2 separate regions of the Homo sapiens genome follow, and region 1 is linked to region 2. A link is an interaction called in ENCODE POLR2A ChIA-PET data of the cell type or tissue named here. Cell type or tissue: GM12878. All regions are shown on one strand. Each heading gives the region's core, and the rest is flanking DNA. Links, peaks and the distances in the headings are about the cores only.

Region 1 (2,808 bases), core at 13-2,512, 130 kb before region 2:
GTGTGAAGACCAAGGCAGCAGCAAGTTGATTTGGTCTGGCAGTATCAGGTACTGGTCTGTGATGGTGGGACCAGTGTTTCCACAAGCTGGGCCTTCTTTTTTTTTTTTTTTTTTTTTTTTTTGAGATGGAGTCTCGCTCTGTCACCCAGGCTGGAGTGCAGTGGCGTGATCTTGGCTCACTGCAAGCTCCACCTTCCAGGTTCACGCCATTCTCCCACCTCAGCCTCCGGAGTAGTTAGGACTACAGGCACCCGCCACCACGCCCAGCTAATTTTTGTTTTTGTATTTTTAGTAGAGACGGGGTTTCACTGTGTTAGCCAGGATGGTCTCGATCTCCTGACCTCGTGACCCACCTGCCTTGGCCTCCCAAAGTCCTGGGATTACAGGTGCGAGCCACTGCGCCTGGCCCACAAGCTGGGCCTTCTAAGCCGAGCCTCTGCATTAAAACAAATGCTGATCTTTAGGCTCCTCTTGGAGTTTGTCAGCCCTGGCCTATTCCAGGAAGCACCAGCTGCTGGCTTCTCCTGGGCCTGGCCCCATGCAGTTCGATGTTCCCTGGGGTTGCTGGAAATCAAGTCTGGCTGATGTCAGGGGCAGTAAAGCCCATCCCATGTAGCCACGTAGCTTTCCCAGTTCCACTCAGGCTGTGGTGGCTGTCCCTTGCTAGTGAGAAAAAGGAACTTGACTGATACCTGAACAACACCCTAGCAGCAATTCCAGTGGGTGTTCAAGCAATGTCTTCTTCAAGGCACCTCACATATAGTTAGGAAAAACAAAACTTTACCTTTACAGAGTTCTTTCCTCTAGTAAACCAAATGACATGCCTCACATTTTTAAGGTGATGAAAAGAGAGGTCAGTAAAATTTTCCCCAAGAAGGAAAGGGTGCTTGGGAGTCCTGCATGGGGGGCTGGGGGTGGGGTGGGGTGTTAGTCTGTAGCTTTGTCACCCCACAGGCTTCAGGATGTGCAGGGGGTATCAGATTTGAGCAGTCTTTACACAGCATAGGTGGAGGGGTGAAGAGAGTGCCCAGGATTCTTGCTGATGGTGAGCCACGCTCTGGATGAAGGCAGCGTCTTGCCTGCCCTCAAGCCGCCATCTTGGGTCCTGGTGGCTCACTCTTTATTCTGCCTCTCTACCTCACTGGAGGCTCATGGCCTCCAGTGATTGGGCTGCCCATGTACAATGTCCACCACGGATGGGTGGGCATGGAGGTAGCTCCCCTGGCTGTGGTAGCTGGAGACAGTGAGCACGAACAAAACCATCTCCTCCTTTTTGCTCCAGAGCCTCTTGATCTCCTCCATCTTCAGAATTCCATGAATAAAACGTGATTAATGTCAGGAGGCCCCTTTCTGGGTCCATGCTCTGTTGGCCTGTGTTCTCTCCTCCTCCCCACAGAAGCCCTGGGATGGAAGCCAGGGTGTAAGGGAGGATTGTTGGGAGGGCAGGGCTATAGAAATTGTTCTGTTACTTTCCAAGACACTAAGGGATGCACACTAAACATTACAACTTTGAAAACAGCAAGCTACACGGTGAACTACATCAAGGCAAATTCTATTACTTTTTCCTCTTTCCTCAGCAAACTGAAAAGACAAAGCGGTGAGCTAAAAGTGAGAGGGGAGGGGGCATAGTGGAAAAGGAAGTAAAACACCAGAAGCCAACCTGACATCAGTCCTGGTCTCACCTCCTCTGCTCTCAAACTCCCAGCCACATGGCAAGTCACCAGCACTGCAGATGCCCATCTCAGTAGCTAAATCAAATTCATCTTGGGAAAAGAGCTTTAAATATTCAAAGCCCCATTAATCCTCATGCCTTGTAATTAAATATGTATGTTAAGAAGGCTGGACAAAAGCAAAACATTTTCAGTATGTGAATTCTTTATATTTGGAGCACTATAATGCATTTCTATGTACTGACCTTGTAGAAAACGATGTAAAAAATTCCGGCCGGGCGCGGTGGCTCACACCTGTAATCCCAGCAGTTTGGGAGGCTGAGGCGGACGGATCATCTGAGGTGAGGAGTTCGAGACTAGCATGGCCAACATGGTGAAACCCTGTCTCTACTAAAAATGCAAAAATTAGCCAGGCGTGGTGATGCACGTCTGTAATCCCAGCTATTCGGGAGGCTGAGGCAGGAGAATCGCTTGAATCCAGAAGGCAGAGGTTGCAGTGAGCCGAGATCATGCTGCTGCACTCCAGCCTGGGTTGACAGAGTATGACTCTGTTATTAAAAAAAAAAAAAAAAAAAAAAAATGGAGCGTGCTTCTCCAAACTCTCAAGAACACCACTGCTGCCACGTGGTTTCTGTGGGGGCTTCTGACACCTCTGTCAAAGAGCCCTTACCTGTTGCGGCCTCATTTGCTTCTCACAACCACCCTGAAGGGGGCTGGGACAGAAAACAGGATCCCCATTTCTCTGATGAGGAAAGTCAGAGTAAATGATGTGCGGACAGTCACACAGTGGTGGCTTAAGAGTCTGAATGTTATCTGTTCTCTGGTTAAGTGCTGCTTAACCATCAGTGCCTTTAGGAAAGCTGAGGCAGGGAAGCCAAATCTGTACAATGCACGCCAGTGTTCCTAAACTGATGTTCTAAATTGTGAGGCTCACTTAGAACTGCACTTGTCAACTATTTCTTTAAATACATGTGAGCTGGGTTTGGAAGATTTGTCAAACAAGCTTTCAAAGGTAGCGCTATTTGCGGCAATGACATATTACCTACAGAAGATCTTAAAACAGCGGTCCCCAACATTTTTGGTCCTAGGAACCAGTTTCGTGGAAGACTATTTTTCCACGGACAGGGCGTGGAGAGAT
Region 2 (2,808 bases), core at 162-2,661:
CTTTGGTGAAATGGGAGAAAATGAAAACATTAACTTCAACACTATGCGTAGTTTAACTCAGGTGGGAGGGAACTCCTGGTTAATATCACTTGTCTGTTTCACCTGTCCCCCCGGCGTTCCCTGCGTCCTATCTTTTCCCTGTGGTGGAGACCGCTGGTTATTTCCCAATATCTGTTCTCTCCTTCTAATGCAATAGAGCCTTCAATTTTTAGCTAGGAGTTGCCCTCCCAGAATGGAGACTCCATTTTCCAGCCTTCTTTGTAGATGGAGGTGGCCACGTAACTGAGATCTGTTCAATGGGATATGAGCAGAAGTGACTTGTGCCTTTTCTGAATCAAGCTCTTAAAAGAAAGGGCATTTGGGCCGGGTATGGTGGCTCATGTCTGTAATCCCAGCACTTTGTGAAGCTAAGGGGGGCAGATCACTTGAGGTCAGGAGTTCGAGTCCAGCCTGGCCAACATGGTGAAACCCTGTTTCTGCTTAAAAATACAAAAATCAGCCAGACATGGTGGCAGGTGCTTGTAATCCCAGCTACTCAGGAGGCTGAAGCAGGAGAATTGCTTGACCCCAGGAGGTGGAGGTTGCAGTGAGTGGAGATCCCACCACTGCATTCTAGACTGGGCGACAGAGCGAGACTCCATCTCAAAAAAAAAAAAAAAAAAATTGGGGTGGGGGGCATTCTGTCCCTTCCTTTTCCCCTCTTACTGCTGGCTGAAATACAGACCTGGCCATCTTGAACCATACCTGCTCTAGGGATGGTAGAGCAGTTTTTTTGTTTTGTTTTGTTTTGTTTTGAGACAGTGTCTTGCTCTGTTACCCAGACTGGAGCGCAGTGACATGATCATGGCTCGTTGTAGTGCTTTGACGTCCTAGTCTCAAGCAGTCCTCCCATCTCAGCCTCTGCAGTAGCTGGGAGTACAGGTGCATGCCAGCATGCCCGGCTAATTTTAAAAAAATTTTGATACGGAATCTTGCTCTGTCGCCCAGGCTGGAGTGCAGGGGCACGAACTCGGCTCACTGCAAGCTCCGCCTTCCAGGTTTACGCCATTTTTCTGCCTCAGCCTCCCGAGTAGCTGGGGCTATAGGCGCCTGCCACCACGCCTGACTAATTTTTTGTATTTTTATTAGAGACGGGGTTTGACCATGTTAGCCAGGATGGTCTCGATCTCCTGACCTCGTGAGCTGCCCGTCTCAGCCTCCCAAAGTGCTGGGATTACAGGCATGAGAAAAACGTTTTTTAGAGATGATGTCTTGCCATGTTGCCCAGGCTGATCTTGAACTGGGCTCAATCAATCCTCCCACTGTAGCCTCCCAAAGTGCTGGGATTACAGGTATGAACCACCAGGCCCAGCTAGAGCACTCATTTGGGAGTCTAGTTTTCTGACTTCTTTGGAGCCACATGGATTTTTTTTTATGAGAAATAATCACTGGTGATTTCTTTTTTATTTTTTTGAGATAGTCTCACTCTGTTGCCCAGGCTGGGGATTAGTGGCATGATCTTGGCTTACTGCAACTTCTACCTTCTGGGTTCAAGCAGTCCTCCTGCCTTAGCCTTCCAAGTAGCTAGGACTACAGGTGTGTACCACCACACCTGGCAAATTTTTTTTTTTTTTTTGAGACAGAATCTTGCTCTGTTGCCAGGCTGGAGTGCAGTAGTGCATTCTTGGCTCACTGCAACCTCTGCCTCCTGGGTTCAAGCGATTCTCCTGCCTCAGCCTCCCGAGTAGCTGGGACTACAGGTGCGCACCACCCTGCCCAGCTAATTTTTGCATTTTTAGTAGAGACGGGATTTCACCATGTCGGCCATGATGGTCTTGATCTCTTGACCTCAGGATCCACCTGCCTTGGCCTCCCAAAGTGCTGGGATTACAAGCATGAGCCACCACTACAGGCCATTTTTGTATTTTTTAGTAGAGACAGGGTTTTGCCATGTTGCCCAGGCTGGTCTCGAACTCCTGGCCTCAAGTGATCCGCCCACGTCAACCTTCCAAAATGCTGGGATTACAGATATGAGCCACCACGTTCGGCTTTATCAGTAATTTTTAGGGCACTTTTATTTTGGGAACTCTATTACAGCAGTTTTATCCATGTCCTAAATTACATAGTTGCATATATTTTTAGCTCTCATTTTGTAATTAGAATTACAATGTTCACCTTCCCTTTCATTTTATAGGAGTTTTCATGTTATCTTGATATTAGAAGATGATAGCTGTAAGAGTTTTATTTTCTCTCTTACTAGGGAAGAGAGGAAAAAATAATAAACAAATTTTATCTTTGGAAAAATGAACAAGTGATAGACAAATCTCTGGTGACACTAATCAATATAAAAGAGAAACATTGTTGGAAAACTCTGTAGAAATAGATCTAGGAATTTAATTTTTTTTGTGTTACTGTTTCATAGTTTCATAGCAACCATGAATTTATTGGGAAGAAAAACATTTTCAACCATTTTTTTTTTTCTTTTTTTTTTTTTTTGAGAGGGGGTCTCGATTTGTTGCTCAAGCTGGAGGGCAGTGGCGCCATCTCCGCTCACTGCAACCTCTGCCTGCTGGGTTCAAGCAATTCTCCTGCCTCAGCTTTCCTAGTAGCTGGGATTACAGATGCCTGCCACCACACCCAGCTAATTTTTGTATTTTAGTAGAGACAGGGTTTCACCATGTTGGCCAGGCTGGTCTTGAACTCCTGACCTTGTGATCTGCCCGCCTTGGCCTCTCAAAGTCCTGGGATTACAGGCATGAGCCCCCTTCCCCAGCCTATTGTTACTTTTTTTTTTTTGAGACAGGGTTTTGCTCTGTTGGTCAGGTTGGA

The links. Peaks named below come from ENCODE experiments on the same cell type or tissue, not always from the same donor. Only the 100,000 strongest peaks of a DNase experiment are listed, where the experiment ranks them.
Region 1: POLR2A ChIA-PET joins it to region 2 with 10 read pairs; 2 of 35 experiments call an interaction of 5 or more read pairs at or near these places.

Annotation. Positions count from the first base shown.
Region 1 is chr7:5,683,999-5,686,806 of GRCh38, forward strand. The region is part of intron 13 of RNF216 (ring finger protein 216); the gene reads right to left. Among named protein-coding and RNA genes, the nearest start is that of RNF216-IT1, 4.9 kb to the left of the region's middle. RefSeq lists a silencer at 1,630-1,709. In GM12878, for the core only: no CTCF peak of the experiment used is centred there; no DNase peak of the experiment used is centred there; H3K27ac peaks cover 379 bases.
Region 2 is chr7:5,817,590-5,820,397 of GRCh38, forward strand. No RefSeq gene overlaps it. Among named protein-coding and RNA genes, the nearest start is that of RNF216, 37 kb to the left of the region's middle. In GM12878, for the core only: no CTCF peak of the experiment used is centred there; no DNase peak of the experiment used is centred there.